Regions from separate parts of the Homo sapiens genome. Here region 2 is linked to region 1. The links are chromatin loops, found by intact Hi-C in ENCODE. Cell type or tissue: heart right ventricle. All regions are shown on one strand. Each heading gives the region's core, and the rest is flanking DNA. Links, peaks and the distances in the headings are about the cores only.

Region 1 (9,139 bases), core at 738-8,737:
TAGTCCCAGCTACTTGGGAGGCTGAGGCAGGAGAATGGCGTGATCCCAGGAGGCGGAGCTTGCGGTGAGCCGAGATTGGCCACTGCACTCCAGCCTGGGCGACAGAGCAAGACTCCGTCTTAAAAAAAAAAAAAGAAAAAAAAAGAATTTTAGTATCAAGAGATTGGTGGAGAGAAATCCATTAAGTTAGCCCTAAAAAAAGCATCACATGGTTGTAATACCATGAACCAAGAAAATGAAAAAGAAAAAATCCATATAGACAACAACAACAAACCAGCCAAGGTGCTATACTCTACTTGAAAGGTCAAAACCCACATACAAGAAACGAAGTCCCGCTGGGCACAGTGGCTCATGCCTGTAATCCCAGCACTTTGGGAGGCTGAGGTGGGTATATCATCTGAGGTCAGGAGTTCGAGACCAGCCTGACCAACATGGTGATACCCCATCTCTACTAAATATACAAAATTAGCTGGGCGGGTGGTGCGTGCCTGTAATCCCAGCTACTTGAGAGGCTGAGGCAGGAGAATCGCTTGAACCTGGGAGGCAGAGGTTACAGTGAGCCAAGATCACACCATTGCACTCCAGCCTGGGCAATAAGAGCTAAACTTCGTCTCAAAAAAAAAAAAAAAAAAAAAAGAAGAAGGAGAAGAAATGAGGTCCTGTCTCCGAGGATCAGTTGGTAGTTAATGGCTAAGCTAACTGGTGATAGAGTGGTCAAAAGTAAGTCCTCAAGGCCAGATACCTGCACTTGAACCTCAGCTCCATCAGCTAGATGAGTCACGTTCTCCCAGCCGCAGTTCCTCTTCTGAGAAATCGACATAATGAGAGTACTGACCTCATCAGGCTGTTGTGAAAATAAAATAATGACTGAATCACATTTCACACAGCGCTTTCCGTTTAGTAAGTGCTCAAATAGTATTGGGCATCCTTCTTATTTGTGTTATTTGATGCTGAGTGTGAGCACTTTCTCTGTGTCAGGGTAAGCCAATGATCTGAGTAGGGCTTGATAATGCCATTGGAGAGTCTGACAAGATCAAAGTGTAAATGGGAGAGAAGAGGAAAAGAAGGAAAGAAATGAGAGCCACATATCTACTGGCAAAAGGAAAAGTGCAAAATTTCCAAGGGCAGGCTGCTGAAGGCCTGCCAGAGCGGGTAAGTGGAGAGGCTGGGCCAGAGAGGCAGAGGGGCTGCTCACCTAGATCAGGCCCAAGAAGCGGTTTGAGTGGGTCTCACTGTGTCAGGATAGAGAGGTCAGGTGTAGTCAATACATGAATAGGAAGGTGCAGGGCAAGAAGTAGGTCAGACAACAGCAAAGGTGTGCATGCCCACAGGATTGCTGTAGATCAACTGGAACTGAGGCCTGTGGCTTGTGATGCAGCTGTGGCTAACAGCTCCTATGCATGCTGATGGCTTCACGTCTCAAGCACCAGTGGAGTCTCTCAGCTTTTCTGCTTCAGAATTTTCTCCTCAGCTTGGAAGCTTGCTCAGTCCAACTTGCAGATACAGCCACAGAAGAAAGGGGCGGGAGCTGGGTAGTAGGGGAGTGGGAGAGTGCCAATGGAAGATGAAGGTTGCTGGATAAATGTCCCAACCTCTCACACTTCAGCAGGACAATTTTGGGTGGTTTCTATATGGTTCTTCAAAAGTGTGCAGGGAGATTGAGCCAATTGTCCACAGTGACAACCCAGCTCAGTAATGTATCTTTCATTGGCTTTCCGTCCTTCCTGTATCACTCTCCTCTCTCCCTCCCCGTCTTCCTTGGATATCTTCCCAAGTAAACTATTGTCACCCAAGTTCTTGTCTCAGGGTCTGCTTTAGGAGGCACCAAACCTAAGTTGTTTTATTACTAACACAAATCTGAAGCTGAGATTCCAAAAACTGAAACAAAAACTAACTTAAATAGAATGTAGTCTTGATGTGGGGGCTCACGCCTGTAATCCCAGCACTTTGTGAGGCCAAGGCGGATGGATCACTTGAGTCCAGGAGTTCAAGACCAGCCTGGGCAACATGGCGAAACCTCATCTCTATAAAAAAATAGAAAAATTAGCCAGGTGTGGTGGTGCAGGCCTGTAGTCCCAGCTACTTGGGAGGCTGAGGTGGGAGGATCGCTTGAGCCTAGGAGGGTGAGACTGCAGTAAGCCACCATCATGCCTCTGCACTCCAGCCTGGAAGACAGAGCAAGACACTGTCTCAAAAAAATAATTAATAATAAACTAAAAATAAATATAATAGAATGTTGAAGAAACATGGTCTAAGTGGAAATTAGGAGTGATTTTGCCAATGGAAAATTTCAAGAACTAATAGATCCTGTTCCAGCAGGTGTGACTAGAGAAAGAGGGAAAAAAAAAAAGAATAGAGTCAAAATCATTGTATAAGCTAGATGTGCTCAGATAAACCAAACGTGGGCAGGCATATGAATAGAAGAAAAAACAAACTGCAGGAGTATTAGAAGAAAATGTAAGCAATCCTGGGAAAATAGTCCTCAGAAATTCTCACAAAGGACCATATATGAGGTTGTTCATTACAGGGTTGTTTGTGGTAAGGGGAGTTGAAAGCTCCAGGGGCTCGATGCTGGGGGAAGGGATGAGGGTAGCAGTTAGAATCAAGAAACTGAGGGTACCATGGCTATGTGGAAGGGCTGTAAAACAGTGCTGAGAGAAGACAGTCAGAATAAGGCCTGTGGCACAATATCATTTACCTAAATACATATATATAAAAAAAATTTTATTTATTTATTTATATGCATATATATGCATGTATATGTATATGTATATGCATATATATGCATGTATATGTATATGTATATGTATATGTATATGTATATGTATATGTATATGTATATATTTTTGAGATGGAGTCTCGCTCTCTCGCCCAGGCTGGAGTGCAGTGGCATGATCTTGGCTCACTGCAACCTTCACCTCCTGGATTCAAGTGATTCTCCCGCCTCAGCCTCCCGAGTAGCTGGGACTACAGGCACGCGCCACCACACCCAGCTAAGTTTTGTATTTTTAGTAGAGATGGGGTTTCACCCTGTTGGCCAGGATCATCTCGATCTCTTGACCTCATGATCTGGCCTCCTTTACCTCCCAAAGTGCTGGGATTACAACGGCCACCGTGCCTGGCCCGAGAGCCACCACGCCCGGCCACATATTTTATAAGGAAACATGCAAATGCTATAAAACCTATCAAATGCATTACTGTGTTGTGTATGGTGTATTGGGGGGATGGGAATGGGAAATGGGATAAAAGGGAATAAACAGACAAAGATATGTCTCACACAGACCAATGCTGACCATGAGGAATGTGAGCTGAGGAGCTGAGGAGCAGATTAACTCGACTGAGGTCCAAAATGAAAGAAAAAAAGTACAGGGAGATAGTATTATAACCTCCAAGTACGGAAGGCCTCAAACAAGGTATAAAATGCTAAATACAGCTGGGCGCAGCTGCTCACGCCAGTAATCCCAGCACTTTGGGAGGCTGAGGCGAGAGGATCGCTTGAGCTCAGGAGTTCAAGACCAGCCTGGGCGATTTATTGAGACCTAATCTTCAGTAAAAAAAATTAAAAAATTAGCCAGGTGTCGTGGTGTAAACCTGTAGTCCCACCTATTCGGAGGCTGAGGTGGGAGGATTGCTTGAGCTGGGGAAGTCAAGGCTGCAGTGAGCCATGATTGCACCACTGCACTCCAGCCTGGTGAGGGAGCAAGACCCACTCTCCATTTAAAAAAAGTAAAATAAAATGTATACATGCTAAAGTAAAAATTATAACTACTACATGCATAAAAAGACATCTGGCTGGGTGCAGTGGCTCACGCCTGTAATCCCAGCACTTTAGGAGGCCAAGGCGGGAGGATCACTTGAGCTCAGGAATTTGAGATCAGCCTGGTCAACATGGTGAAACTCTGTCTCTACCAAAAATATAAAAAATTAGCCAGGTGTGTGGCGTGCGCCTGTAATCCCAGCTACTCAGGAGGCTGGGGCAGGAGAATTGCTTGAACCCGGGAGGTGGAGGTTGCAGTGAGCTGAGATCATGCCACTACACTCCAGCCTGGACGACAGAGCGAGACTCCATCTCAAAAAAAAAAGACATCTATTAGGGTGTCAACACAGCATTTTAGTAACAACTAGAAATTGAAAATGAAATGGTTAGTGGTGTTCCATTTCTACCATAAAATACTATGCAGGAGTAACAAGAATGAGGTGGACCTGCATGTACCGAGAAGGGGCACAGAGTGCTAGGAGGCCATTCTCAGGGTCACAGAGGGTTCTGCTTGCCTCACTCTGGTCCTGACCCTGCCAGGGTATATCTATAGAGGAAGAAGCAAGTCAAAGAATAAAAAAAGTGACCAGGCACAGTGGCTCACGCCTATAATCCCAGCACTTTGGGAGCCCAAGACAGGTAGATCACCTGAGGTCAGGGGTTCAAGACCAGCCTGACCAACATGGCAAAACCCTGTCTCTACTAAAAATACAAAACTTAGCTGAGCATGGTGTGCACGCCTGTAATCCCAGCTACCCAGGAAGCTGAGACAGGACAATTGCTCGAACCCGGGGTGGGGAGGGCAGAGGTTGCAGTGAGCTGAGATCACGCTACTGCATTCCAGCCTAGGTGACAGAGCAAGATTCCATCTAAAATAAAATAAAATAAAAATAAAAGAATAACAAAAGTCTGGGCAACATAGGGAGATTTTAAAAATACAAAAATTAGCTGGGCATGGTGGCACATGCCTATGGTTCCAGCTACTCGGGAGGCACAGGCAGGAGAATCACTTGAGCCCAGGAGGTCGAAGCTGCAGTGAGCTGTCATCGTGCCACTGTGCTCCAGCCTGGGTGACAGAGTGAATCTCTCTCTCAAATAAAATAAAATTAAAAAGAATAAAAGTACAATACAATTAGTACAATACAATATAATTAGTACAATACAATATAATTTGTACTATAAAAATGGCAGGGAAATACCTACTATGTATCCACAGTTTTGTGTTTTTTTTAATGGCAGGGAGACACAAAAAGAAATTTATAATTTGATCTGTACATTCTACACATACATCAGTGTCTAGAACGAAGTGTGCAAATTAAAATAACTATATATGTTGAATACGAGTGTAGGGAGTATGAAAGGATTGCTACATGATTAGTTGCTCCATTTTAAGATCTTCCAGAACAGTTTTGAGCAGTGAGGCCAGTTTTTCCAAATGTCTCTGGGTTCTGAAACACTCATCTCTCCAGGGTCCTATCCCTGGAGAAACGCTCAGGCCAGAGCCTGCACTTTCCAGAGCTGCCCATGGGGGGGCAGAAGCACCTATGTTAGCCGGCTGCCCTGGCAAACTGCCCTGTGACCTGGAATTTAGGGCTGGGCCCCGCCTGCTTCATAGCCATTAAGGCTGATTATTAAGTTTTTCTGCAGAGCAGCGATTCAAATATGTGCTCTTGGCTGCATATTTTCAAAATTCTGAACATGCAATTGAGTTAAAAGTAACGACCTAATTTTTTTTTCAAAATAGAATTACCCTACTTTCTTTCTTTATGATTATAAAAGTAAAAATATACTTACTATAAAAACTTTTTTGGAAAAGTATAAAATGAGAAAAACACATTTTTATTACCTGGATAAAACATTTTAATGTATTTCTTTTTGTACACAAACACTTTACTAAAAGATTTATTCATACTATACATATCATTTTATAGCTGCTTCATTTCAACTGGATCAATAACACCTCACTGGTATCTTTTAAGGGCTCAATGGTAAATAAAATTTACATACATGTTATTAACCTAGTTATTTCCATTAAAGCATCCTAACACTCACTGAGATGGGCCAAGGCCAAGACCCATGCCACTGTTTGGGCTTTAGATCTGGTAATGCTATTCTGACCAGAGGGCCTGGCATTTCTGTGAACAAATCAACAGTGAAGGGACCAAGTGCTTCCCTGGATCCACACTTCTGAATGGCTGTGGAGTTTTGACAGCCAAGTGCTTTGTGGTCTTTTGTAGGTTCCCTCACACAGTGGCTTTTTTTTTTTTTTTTTTTTTTTTTTGAGACAGAGTCTCACTCTCTGTTGCCCAGGCTGGAGTGCAGTGGCACGATCTTGGCTCACTGCAACATCCGCCCCCAGGTTCAAGCAAGTCTCGTGCCTCAGCCTCCCTAGTATCTGGGACTACAGGCGCCAGCCACCACACCCAGATAATTTTTGTATTTTTAGTAGAGATGAGGTTTCACCATGTTGGCCAGGCTGGTCTCAAACTCCTGACCTCAAGTGGTCTGCCTGCCTTGGCCTCCCAAAGTGCTGCGACTGCAGGCATGAGCCACCGCGCCCGGCCACACAGTCACGACTCTTTGAATAATGAATGTGATTTCAATTTATTAGATAACAGAAAATAGATGCACATCAGCTTCAAAAATCTCCCTTGGAAAAGTGATCGAGCTGTCTATGTATTGTGTGGAGTGACTGACTAGAAAATGAAGTCTTTGGATTGCCAGATTTTAGCTGCTTCTCCCTTAGGGGAAGTGATTATCTCATTATAGAAATGTATAAATGTAGCTCTTGCTAACTACATTGTTTGGGGAGGTTTGATTCAAAAAAGAATAAAGCAATGGCTTCATATGCAAAGACATGTCAGATTTAAACTGTCTTTCTTTCTGGCCCTGTTCTTCCAGGAGTGCCTAGAAAACTTAACCAGATAAAAAATAGTTTGGGCTGGGCACAGTGACTCACACGTGTAATCCCAGCACTTTGGGAGGCCAAGGCGGGCATATCCCTTGAGCCCAGGAGTTCGAGCAACATGGCAAAACCCTGTCTCTAAAAACAAATACAAAATACAAAAAAATTAGCCAGGCATGGTGGCACGCACCTGTAGTCCCAGCTACTCAGGAGGCTGAGGTCAAGGCTGCACTGAGCTGTGATCATGCCACTGCTTTTCAGTTTGGGCGACAGAGTGAGACACCGTCTCAAAAAAAAAAAAAAAAAAGAAGTCTGATTTTTTTTTTTAAAGTGAATTGTTTCTTGTTTTGGAAGGGATTCAGATAAATAAAAAGTTAAAGATTTGCCAACAAATACGAGAACAAATACACCATTTGGAGGGGATCAACTACCATACATATCCAATGCCCAAGGAAACAAAAACTAATTTTGCCCCCAACTTACAAAGATCAATGAATACAGAATTCAGAGAGAAAGTGTGATATTATTTTCTCAAAGGCATAATGAAAAATTTCCAAACCCAAACATCTTGGCAGACAATGGCTCAACTGAATAATCAAAACCCCAGGAACAATGGGCCACAGATGCAGAAAGGGCCCTGGGTGGTCAGGTTTGTGGTGGGGTGACAGCTTGCCAAGCAGCAAGGGCCCCTCTGAAGAGTTCTGCAGTTGTATTCTTTCTTCCTCAGGATTTAGGTCACAGGAGATGGTCCTGCTTTAAACCACCAACCTTCAAACCACCTCCAAAGCTGTCAATGCCTGGAGGAACTCCAGTCTTTGTCTGTGGTAGGGCAGACAAAGCTGACTGGAAGTTGGAAAGCATATTTTATTACATATGTGTTTGTTTTTTGACAGGATGGAAGGCAAAGGTTGTTGAAGTTATGAATGTCTGTTTCACAGAACTAAATATGAACAGCTTTATTAAGGAGATGGCTCATCCCAGGATAAAGACAGCAACAGATGATATAGAGAAGATTACACCAAACAAATCTGCTGTAAACTGCATTTACCCTTAGGAGATGATAAACTAAAGATGAAGGGAAGGGATAATGAATGAATGTTAAGAGCTAAAAACTATAAAACTCTTAGAAGAAAATATAGCAGTAAATCAACAAAACCTTGGATTAGGCAACAGTTTCTCAGATATCTCATCAAAAGCACAAGCGACAAAATTAAAAAATAGATAAATTGGACTTCATCAAAGTAAAACTTTTGCGTTCCAAAGAATACCATCAAGAAAGTAAAAAGACAACCCACAGAATGGAAGAAAATATTTGCAAATCATATATCTTAAGAGAATTGTAGCCAGAATATAAAAACTCTCACAACTCAACAATAAAAAAACAAATAACTCAATTTTGAAAGTGGACAAAGGGATAGACCTACAAATGTTCAATAAACACATGAAAAGATACTCAGTATCATTAGCCATCAGGGAAATGCCAGTCAAAACCACAATAGATACCATTTTATGCCCACTAGAATGGCTATAAGATAGATAATACTAAATTTTGTCAAAGATTTGGAGAAATCAAACCCTTACACATTGTTGATGAGAATGTAAAATGGTACACAATTTTTGGAAAACAATCTGGCAGTTCTTCAGAGTTAAAACAAAAAGTTACCTTGTGACCTAGCAATCCCATTCGAAGAGAGTTAAAAACATATTTTCCAACAAAAGCTTGTACATGAATGTTTATAGCAACATTATTCATTATGGCCAAAAAGTGGAAACAGCCCAAATAAATGTTCCTCAGCTGATGAGTGGGTAAATAAACGTGGTATGAACTTATGTTTTATTTATTCATTAAACCATAAAAAGCAATGAAGTACTGATACAGGCTACAACACAGATGAACCTTGAAAACATTATGCCAGCCTGGGCAACATGGTGAAACCCCGTCTCTGTCAAAAAAATACAAAAGTTAGCTGGGTGTGGTGGTGTGTGCCTGTAGCCCCAGTTACTCAGGAGGCTGAGGTGGGAGGATCGCTTGAGCCTGGGAGGCAGAGGTTACAGTGAGCTGAGATCACACCACTGCACTCCAGCCTGGGCGACAGAGTGAGACCCTGTCTCAAAAATAAAAAGAAAAAAAAAAAAAGAGAGAGAGAGAAAACAGTAAGCTAGCTGGGTGCAGTGGCTCATCCCCGCAATCCCAGAGCTCTGGAATCCCAGATGGGAAAATCGGTTAAGCACAGGAGTTTGAAGCTTCAGTGAGCTGTGATGGCACCGCTGCACTCCAGCCTGGATGACAGGGACTCTGTCTCAAAAAAAAAGAAAAGAAAAAAGAAAGAAAGAAAGAGAGAGAGAAAGAAAGAAAGAGAAGGAAGGAAGGAAGGAAGGAAGGGCCAGGCGCGGTGGCTCACGCCTGTAATCCCAGCACTTTGGGAGGCCGAGGCGGGCAGATCACGAGTTCAGGAGATCGAGACCATCCTGGCTAA
Region 2 (9,139 bases), core at 454-8,453, 180 kb after region 1:
AGGGAGTCCTGGAACCAATCCCACATGAATACCAAGGGAGAACTGCATACAATAAGAAAATTATATAGTATATTAGAAGGTAACAATTACTAAGGAAAAAGAAAACACTGGAGGTGAGTAAAGGGTATCAGAATGTATGTAAATGTGTGTGGAGGATGTTAGTTTCAAATAAAATGGTCAAAGTGGGCCTAACTAGGAAGGTAACATTAAATATATTCCCTTTAGAAATCTCAAACAGCCCGGGCGCGGTGGCTCACACCTGTAATCCCAGCACTTTGGGAGGCTGAGGCGGGCGGATCACGAGGTCAGGAGATCGAGACCATCCTGGCTATCATGGTGAAACCCCATCTCTACTAAAAATACAAAAAATGTGCCGGGCGTGGTGGCAGGCGCCTGTAGTCCCAGCTACTCGGGAGGCTGAGGCAGGAGAATGGCGTGAACCCGGGAGGCGGAGCTTGCCGTGAGCCGAGATCGCGCCACTGCACTCCAGCCCTGGCGACAGAGCGAGACTCCGTCTCAAAAAAAAAAAAAATGTCAAACACATCAGCCGGGCACTGTGGCTCATGCCTGTAATCCCAGCACTTTGGGAGGCTGAGCTGGGTGGATCATGAGGTCAAGAGTTCGAGACCAGCCTGGTCAACATGGGGAGACCCCCGTCTCTACTAAAAATATGAAAATTAGCCAGGCGTGGTGGCGGGTGCCTGTAATTCCAGCTATTCGGGAGGCTGACGAGGAGAATTGCTTGAACCCAGGTGGTGGAGGATGCAGTGAGCCCAGACTGCACCACTGCACTCCAGCCTGGGCAACAGAGTGAGACTCTGTCTCAAAAAAACAAAAACAAAAACAAATCTCAAGCACATCAAGGATCACTTCTAATCACCACTATGAATAATAATTATTATTTATAATAATTAATATATATATTTATTATTCTTCTGGCCGAGAGAAGATATTTTCAACATGAAACCAATGAGGACCAATATTTAGAATACACAAGGAATGCCTAAAATTCGAAAACAAAAAGAAAAATGGAAAAATTGGTAAAAATATGAACAGAAAATTCACAGAAACTGAAACCCAGATGACTAATAAGAATATCAAGAAGGCTGGGCATGGTGGCTCACGCTTGTAATCCCAGCATTTTGGGAGGCCGAGGTGGCCATATCGCCTGAGTCCAGGAATTCAAGACCAGCTTGGGCAACATGGAGAACCCTCTCTCTACTAAAAACACAAAAAAATTAGCCAGGAGTGGTGGTGCAGGCCTGTAGTCCCAACTACTCGCAGGGGCTGAGGTGGGAGGATCCCGGGAGGTGGAGGAGCCCTGATGGGGCCACTGCACTCCAGACCAGGCAACAGAGCAAGATCTTGTCCCCCCAAAAAACAAAAACAAACAAACAACAAATATATATATATATGAAATGAGGTGTTATAACACATCGAGAATCAGAAAAATGCAAAGTAAAACAATGGAATACTAAAACACACCCTCGGATTGGCAAAAGTTAGAAAATTGGTGAGCACATAAAGAAAGGGGAACTCTTGGCCAGGCGCGGTGGCTCACGCCTGCAATCCCACCATTTTGGGAGGCCTGGGTGGGCAGATCACTTGAGGTCAAGAGTTTGAGACCAGCCTGGCCAACATAGGGAAACTCCATCTCTACTGAAAATACAAAAATTAGCCGGGCGTGGTGGTGAGTGCCTGTAATCCCAGCTACTCGGGAGGCTGAAGCAGAAGAATCACTTGAGCCCTAGGGGCAGAGGCTGCAGTGAGCCGAGATTGTGCCACTGCACTCCAGCTTGGGCGACAGAACGAGACTCTGTATCAAAACGAACAAACAAGAAGAAATGGAACTCTCCTGCACTGCCGGAGGAAGTAAACACTGGTCAAGCCATTCTGGAAAGCAGCCTGAAAAGTACCTAGGCAAATTAAGTATACATAGACCCTATGACGGTACAATCCCACTCCTGGGTGTGTTTCCAAGAGAAATCTTTTGCATGGGTCCATAAAAAAGTATTTTCACAACACTGTTAGTAGAAAAAGAGTTGAAGCCATCTAGCTGTTTATTGCAGCAATATAAATTTGTATAAGGTTTAACTGGTTTTCCTATGGATAGAAGGAGTCAAAAACTCAAATGCCTGAAGGTCCTCATGGACTTAACTAATAAGTAAAACTGGCCAACTAAGGACAGGACTAGTGTAAAGAAGATAACCTCTACTCAGCTCCAGACAACTGTTAGCAGGTGGGACTTGGGGAAAAGAGCTACCCTAATACACCATACTTCTTCAAATTTAAAAACTCCATTGAGTAACACCTTTATTTTATGTATCATTAAGTAAGAAAAGATGCTGCCAGTTATAACACACTATATCTCAGTAATACGAAAATGTGAAAAAAAGTGTCCAATGGTGAAACATATTTCTTTTTCTTTTTCTTTTTCTTTTTTTTTTTTTTTTTGAGACAGAGTCTTGCTCTGTCGCCCAGGCTGGAGTGCAGTGGCTCAATCTCAGCTCACTGCAAGCTCCGCCTCCCGGGTTCACGCCATTCTCCTGCCTCAGCCTCCCGAGTAGCTAGGACTATAGGCGCCTACCACCACGCCTGGCTAATTTCTTTTTTTTTCTATTTTTAGTAGTGATGGGGTTTCACCATGATAGCCAGGATGGTCTCGATCTTCTGACCTCGTGATCCGCCCACCTCGGCCTACCAAAGTGCTGGAATTAAAGGTGTGAGCCACCGTGCCCTGCCCCAATATTTATTTTTCAAGAGAAATTGGAAATCTTGGTTTTAATGTGAAATATCATCATTTGAAGACATTGTCCTGAAGTGGCAGGTCATAAGGGGGAAAAAAAGACACTGAAAGATAAATTTTTTTAAATTGAAATACTATGTGGGTCAATATTTCTGGAGGGACCCAGGTCTGCTAGTTTGCAGACTAAGCCAGTTCTAAATACAGTCATGAGCTGCATAACAAGTTTCAGTTAACAACCAACCACATATAAGACAGTGGTTACATAAGATTGTAATACTGTAACTTTTCTATGTTTGTTTGTTTGTTTATTTGAGACAGGGTCTTGCTCTGTTGCTCAGGCTGGAGTGCAGTGGTGCGATCTCAGCTCACTGCAACCTCCACCTCCCAGGTTCAAGAGATTCTCATGCCTCAGCCTCCTGAGTAGCTGGGATTACAGCCACTCGCCACCATGCCCCGCTAATCTTTGTATTTTTAGTAGAGGCGGAGTTTCACCATGTTGGCCAGGTGGATCTTGAACTCCTGACCTCAGGTGATCTGCCCGCCTCGGCCTCACAAAGTGCTGGGATTACAGGCCTCTGGGATTACAGGTGTGAGCCACCACACCCTGGCCGCTTTTCTATGTTTAAATACACAAATACCTTGTTTCAACTGCCTACAGTATTCAGTATAGTAAAATGCTGTAAAACTTTGTAGCCTAGGAGCAATAGCCTACACCATCTGGTTTTTGTAAGCATATTCTATGATGTTTGCAAGGCAAAACTGCCAATAATGTGTTTGTTAGAATGTATCCCTGTCATCATTAAGTGACTTATAACTGTACTGGTTCTGATTCTCTATTTGAAGATTTTCAACAATCACCATGGTTCATACTTTCATAAATATTTAGGTCTGAGCCTTTCTTCACCTGAATATAAACCTAGGTTCCAGAACTTTTAACTTTCCTTGGCAGTGATTTTCAGCTAACTGCTTGGGGAACAAAGTAAGGAAAGCAGGGGGGAAACTACTTTTTAAAGAGTGGTATTTCATCTTGTTGAGGGCAGGCATGACTTCCTCATCATTTCCATCTCCTGGGCTCAATTTCTGCCCACTTATATAGCACTGGAATCACAAAAAGAAGACAAGTAATTATGCTTCTTCTTCATAAACATCTCTATCCAGTAGGACATCACATACTTTGCTCAATAGCTCTGGCTGGGTCTGCAATCCTTTTCAAACGACTAGTTAGAACTACCAAGTATGTAAGCAAGAGAGTGAACACATCAAGTAAGAGTTGAGGAGCATCTCTAGGTAAAACCATTACTTCATAAAGAGCTCTCATTGGATAGACAGCTGGTAGATTTCAAACCTAAGGCAACAGCATTTCTCAGTGTGGTGGGATGCCCTCCAATTTTATAATCACTTGAGGTGTGTTGTCGAAATGCACATTCCTGAAACCCCCAATCATATTAAAAATTCACAATCTGCATTCCAACAAGCCCATACCTATGCATACTGAAATTTGAGAATCACTGCTCTAATATATCCATCAGAGTGTGCTTTACAGTGTCACCTAATAACTGCCCTCGTAGTCATTCAGAAGGCAACCTGGGTACATCACAGGTTACGAAAACTGCTGCAATCCGTGTTATACAGAACCCTCTGGTAACCAGCCCCTCCCTGCATCTCGACGGGGGGGTCACTAAAATTACTTCTATGTAAAGAGATATCTTTATCTACACTCTCCTTCCCATCACCCTTCCCACTCCAATACGCTCTTTTTAGAGAATTTCCTGCTCTTCGCCCTCCCTTTTCTCCTGTCTGAGTCCCTCCACCTTAACCCAACCTCCGATCCACCCCAGGCCGCCCTCACCACAGACCACCCCCGGCCAGGGCTTCTCTTTCGCCTCGGGCCCCTGACTCCACAGAGCTAGCGTCAGCTACCGGCTCCCTTCCGCTGTTCAAGGACCCCCAGACCCTCAACACTCCACAGTCACCCTTTTCCACTCCCAATCTTCTCTCAGCTTTGGCTACGCGGCCCGAAAGGTACTCACCATTCCGGCGGTTGCTACTGTCACTGCTCTGGTTGCTAGGGCCCGCGGGGTCAGTGCGCGTGCGCACTTCTCGGCGCTCTCGGCGGAAGCCCTATCCCCGGCAGCGGTCCTTTCTCTCCGCCCTCAGGGTGGTGCGAGCGGGGCATTGTGGGACTGCGTGGCGGCCGCCGGGGTCCTCCCGTCCGGCTGTTGCTGGCTGCCCTTTTGCTTCCTTAGGTCTTAACCCCGCACAGGAGTAGTCAGGACCGAAAGCAATTTCAGCTGATCTGTAGTGACTTGTCCGCCTAAAGTTAAAAACCTTAAAACGTCCCCCTAACAACTACCCTTTTCATAAAATAATGTTCTTAATTCCTTTGCCCTAACGATGGCGTTTCCCACCCTTTTCCGGACGAGGGGAGAATAAGCGGCTTGCTGTAATTTCCCTCTCCATCCCATCCCACTGAGAATACCAGAGCCAAACTCCACCCATTTTATGTTTCTTTACCCCGGATCCTCCAGGGAGCCAGAGGCAGCTGAAAGCTCGGTTCCACATTTTAAATATCACAAATTGTTGGTTTTAATCACCAGGGTGTCTTTTTTTCCCCACCTACCAAATGAGCTAAAAATTATTAACAATAATAATAATTCATAGAGTTGCTAGGGGTATGGTGAAGTAGGGACACACAAATACGCTGCTGTTTATAATTGATACAGCCTTTCTGGAAGGCTGTTGGCTGTTCAAAAACTTTTGCACCCTTTGTGATCCAGCAGTTCCACTTCCAGGACTTTATCCTGAGCACAGAGATGTATGTTCAAAGCTTTAATAGAAAAAAAAAAATCAACTCAATTATCAACAAAAGAGAATTGGTGGCCGGGACTGGTGGCTCACGCCTGTAATCCTAGCACTTTAGGAGGCTGAGGAGGGCGGACCACTTGACCACTTGAGCCCAGCCTGGCCAACATGGTGAAACCCCGTCTCTACTAAAAATACAAAAATTAGCCGGGTGTGGTGGCACGCGCCTGTAGTCCCAGCAATTCCGGAGCCTGAGGCACGAGAATTGCTTGAACCCGGGAGGCGGAGGTTGCAGTGAGCCGAGATCGCGCCATTGCACTCCAGTCTGGGCAACAAGAGTGACACTCCGTCTCAAAACAAACAAACAAACAAACAAAAAGAGAGAGAAAATTGGTTAGTAGTATTGAACATCCAATGCAATAATGTACTTACACTAAAAAAGTACAATTGACTTGCTGAAAGGCATCTATTCACATCCAAAGATAGTCATATTTCAAGTAAAAATAGAAGTTACCAAACAAAATAGTTGGTACGATTTTCCTTTAAAATTATACATAGTGGCCTGGTGCAGTTTGTTCATGCCTGTAATCCCAGAAATTTGGGAGGCCAAAGTAAGAGGATCCCTTGAACCCAGGAGTTCAAGACCAGCCTGGGCAACGTAACAAGACCCTGGCTCTGTAAAAAATAAAAATTAGCGAGGCATGGTGGTACAACACCCATAGTCCCAGCTACTGGGGAGACTGAAGCAGGAGGATCATTTGAGGAGTTTGAGGCTTAGGTGAGCTCTAATTGTGCCATTGCACTCCACCCTGGGCAACAGAGCCAGACCCTGTCTCTAAAACAAAAAACAAAGCAAAAAAATGGAAAAGTTATACATAGTACACACACGTATATAAACATATATCTAAAAGGATATTATGAGGGTTTAATGTTTGCTGTGGACTGAGTGGTGGTACACCAAAATTCATATGTAGTGATCTGGTAAGTTTAAGTTCTTTGATACTTTCTGAGATGTCTGGGGGATACCTAAATTTTAAGCTTTAAAACCGGAAGGGTCAATTTCTATGTTTATTTTTTAAAAAACTGTCTATGGGACTATTGGATAGGTTTCAAAATCTTGGTACACTTCACATAAAGAACATTTTGAGTTCCAGATTCTCAAAGGTTAAAAACATTCACACAGAAAATAAAAGAATTATATAACTTGGACCCTTCTTTTGTTCTTTCATATCCTACAAAATGACAAAATAGATTCCAAAACCTGTTCACCAGAGAATGTGTGGGTCTGCTTGCTCTTATTTCAGGCCTGGATAAAATAAGTTGAAAGAAAGTTTAAAAATAGTATTGAAGGCCGAGCGTGGTGGCTCACGCCTGTAATCCCAGCACTTTGGGAAGCCGAGGCAGGCAGATCACCTGAGGCCGGGAGTTCCAGACCAGCTTGACCAACATGGAGAAACCCCGTCTCTACTAAAAATACAAAATTAGTTGGGCGTGGTGGCGCATACCTGTAATCCCAGTTACTCTGGAGGCTGAGGCAGGAGAATCGCTTGAACCCTGGAGGCGGAGGTTACAGTGAGCCAAGATCGCACCATTGCACTCCAGCCTGGGCAACAAGAGTGAAACTCTGTCTCAAAAATAAATAAATAAATAAATAGTATTGAAACAGTGTTCCCTAATTCAGAATATCTAGCAGACCCTTTGAAAAGTATAAGTAAAATAGTGTTAAATGATACAAAACAGAACCAAATAGAATATGTTAAGAAATCTTTAACTTTTAGGGCCTGACACAGTGGCTCACACCTGTAATCCCAGCACTTTGGGAGGCCGAGGCGGGCAGATCACTTGAGGTCAGGCGTTCGAGACTACCCTGTCCAACATGGCAAAACCCCGTCTCCACTAAAAACACAAAAATTAGCTGGGCATGGTGGCTCATGCCTGTATTCCCAGCTACTCGAGTGGCTGAGGCAGGAGAATTGCCTGAACCCAGGAGGCAGAGGTTGCAGTGAGCCAAGATTGCGCCACTGTACTCTAGCATGGGCGACAGAACGAGAACCTGTCTCAAAACAAAACAAAGAAATCTTTAATTTTTAAGCAAAAATGTGGACCAAACAAAAGAGAAGAAAAAATTGTCACATTTAAGAAATGAGTTAGAGATTAAGCAAAATAGTTAAAAGTTACATACCTTAAAATTGTAAAGAACTTAAACCCTAGGATAGGCACTAATTCTTAAGGTTGTTTATATAATAGAGAAGTTTATCAATTCAAATTAGAATTAGCTGACTGGGTGCAGTGGCTCATACCTATAATCCCAGCACTTTGGGAGGCCAAGGCAGGAGGATGGCTTGAGGCTGGGAGTTCAAGACCAGGCAGGGTAACATAGCGAGACCCCATCTTTAACAAAAAAAAAAAAAAAAAAAAAAAAGAAAAGAAAAATTAGCTGGGCATGGCAGCATGAGCCTGTAGTACCAGCTACTCAGGAGGCTGAAGTGGAAGAATCACTTGAGCCCGGGAGGTCAAGGCTGCAGTGAGCCATGATCATGCCAGTGCATTCCAGCCTGGGCAACAGAGCGAGACTCTGTCTCAAAAAAATAAATAAATAAAAAATAAAAATAAAATAAAATAAATCTTGACCAGGCATGATGGCTCATGCACTGCATTGCAGCCTGGGCAACAATAAACCTCATTTTAAAATCTTACACAAGGGCCAGGCATGGTGGCGCACGCCTGTAATCCCAGCACTTTGGGAGACCAAGGCAGGTGGATCACTGGAGGTCAGGAGTTTGAGACCAGCCTGGCCAACGTGGTGAAACCCCATCTCTACTAAAAATACAAAAATTAGCCGGGCATGGTGGTGCACGCCTGTAGTTCCAGCTACTCAGGAGGCTGAGGCAAAATAATCGCTTGAACCCGGGAGGTGGAGGTTGCAGTGAGCTGAGATCGCGCCACTGCACTCCACCCTGGGTGACAAAAGCGAGACTCAGACTCAAAAAATAAAGAACAAAATCTTACACAAAAACCCCTGAAATCAGGAAGTGGTGTTTACACACACACACACACACCTTTTTTTTCAGTTTTTGGAGACAATGTCTCACTTGGTTGCCCAGGCTAGATAGGCTGGCATGTAGTGGTGTGATCACAGCTCACTGTAGCCTCAACCCCACAGGCTCAGACGATCCTCCTTGCCTCAGCCTCCCAAATAGCTAGGACTGTAGGCATGTGTTATCACCCCCAGCTAAATTTTAAATTTTTTTGTAGAGACTGGGGTCTTGCTATGTTGTCCAGGCTGGTCTTGAACACCTGAGCTCAAGCAAACCACCCACCTTAGCCTCCCAAAGTGCTGGGATTACAGGCCTAAACCACCTCACCAAAGCCTGTATTTTTTCTTGATGTTAATAATTTGAAACTTGTATTCAATTTTAAAAATAATGTTAATTTGGGGAAAACTATTTAATAATACTATAAATTAGGGCAACAACTCTTCAACCTCTGCCAACAAGACGCCTCGCAAACCACTTTTTTTTTTTTAGATAAGAGTCTCACTCTATCACCCAGGCTGGAATGCAGTAGACCAATCGCGGCTCACTGCAACCT

What was found. A loop is a pair of places that touch in the nucleus more often than their neighbours do. Peaks named below come from ENCODE experiments on the same cell type or tissue, not always from the same donor. Only the 100,000 strongest peaks of a DNase experiment are listed, where the experiment ranks them.
Region 2: a loop joins it to region 1, with 2.2 times the contacts of the local background. A loop is called at or near these places in 5 of 110 quality-filtered maps.

The regions. Positions count from the first base shown.
Region 1 is chr14:73,821,909-73,831,047 of GRCh38, reverse strand. LINC02274 (long intergenic non-protein coding RNA 2274) reads left to right here and starts at 913. Exons shown (of 2, transcript NR_135238.1): 1 at 913-1,152; 2 at 7,556-8,489. In heart right ventricle, for the core only: CTCF peaks have their summits at 3,701, 5,062 and 5,279; a DNase peak (open chromatin) is centred at 5,307; H3K4me3 peaks cover 463 bases; H3K27ac peaks cover 592 bases.
Region 2 is chr14:73,640,680-73,649,818 of GRCh38, reverse strand. DNAL1 (dynein axonemal light chain 1) reads right to left here and starts at 4,833. Exons shown (of 8, transcript NM_031427.4): 1 at 4,777-4,833. The coding sequence starts at 4,779. RefSeq lists an enhancer at 1,601-1,770. In heart right ventricle, for the core only: no CTCF peak of the experiment used is centred there; a DNase peak (open chromatin) is centred at 4,888; H3K4me3 peaks cover 2,109 bases; H3K27ac peaks cover 1,746 bases.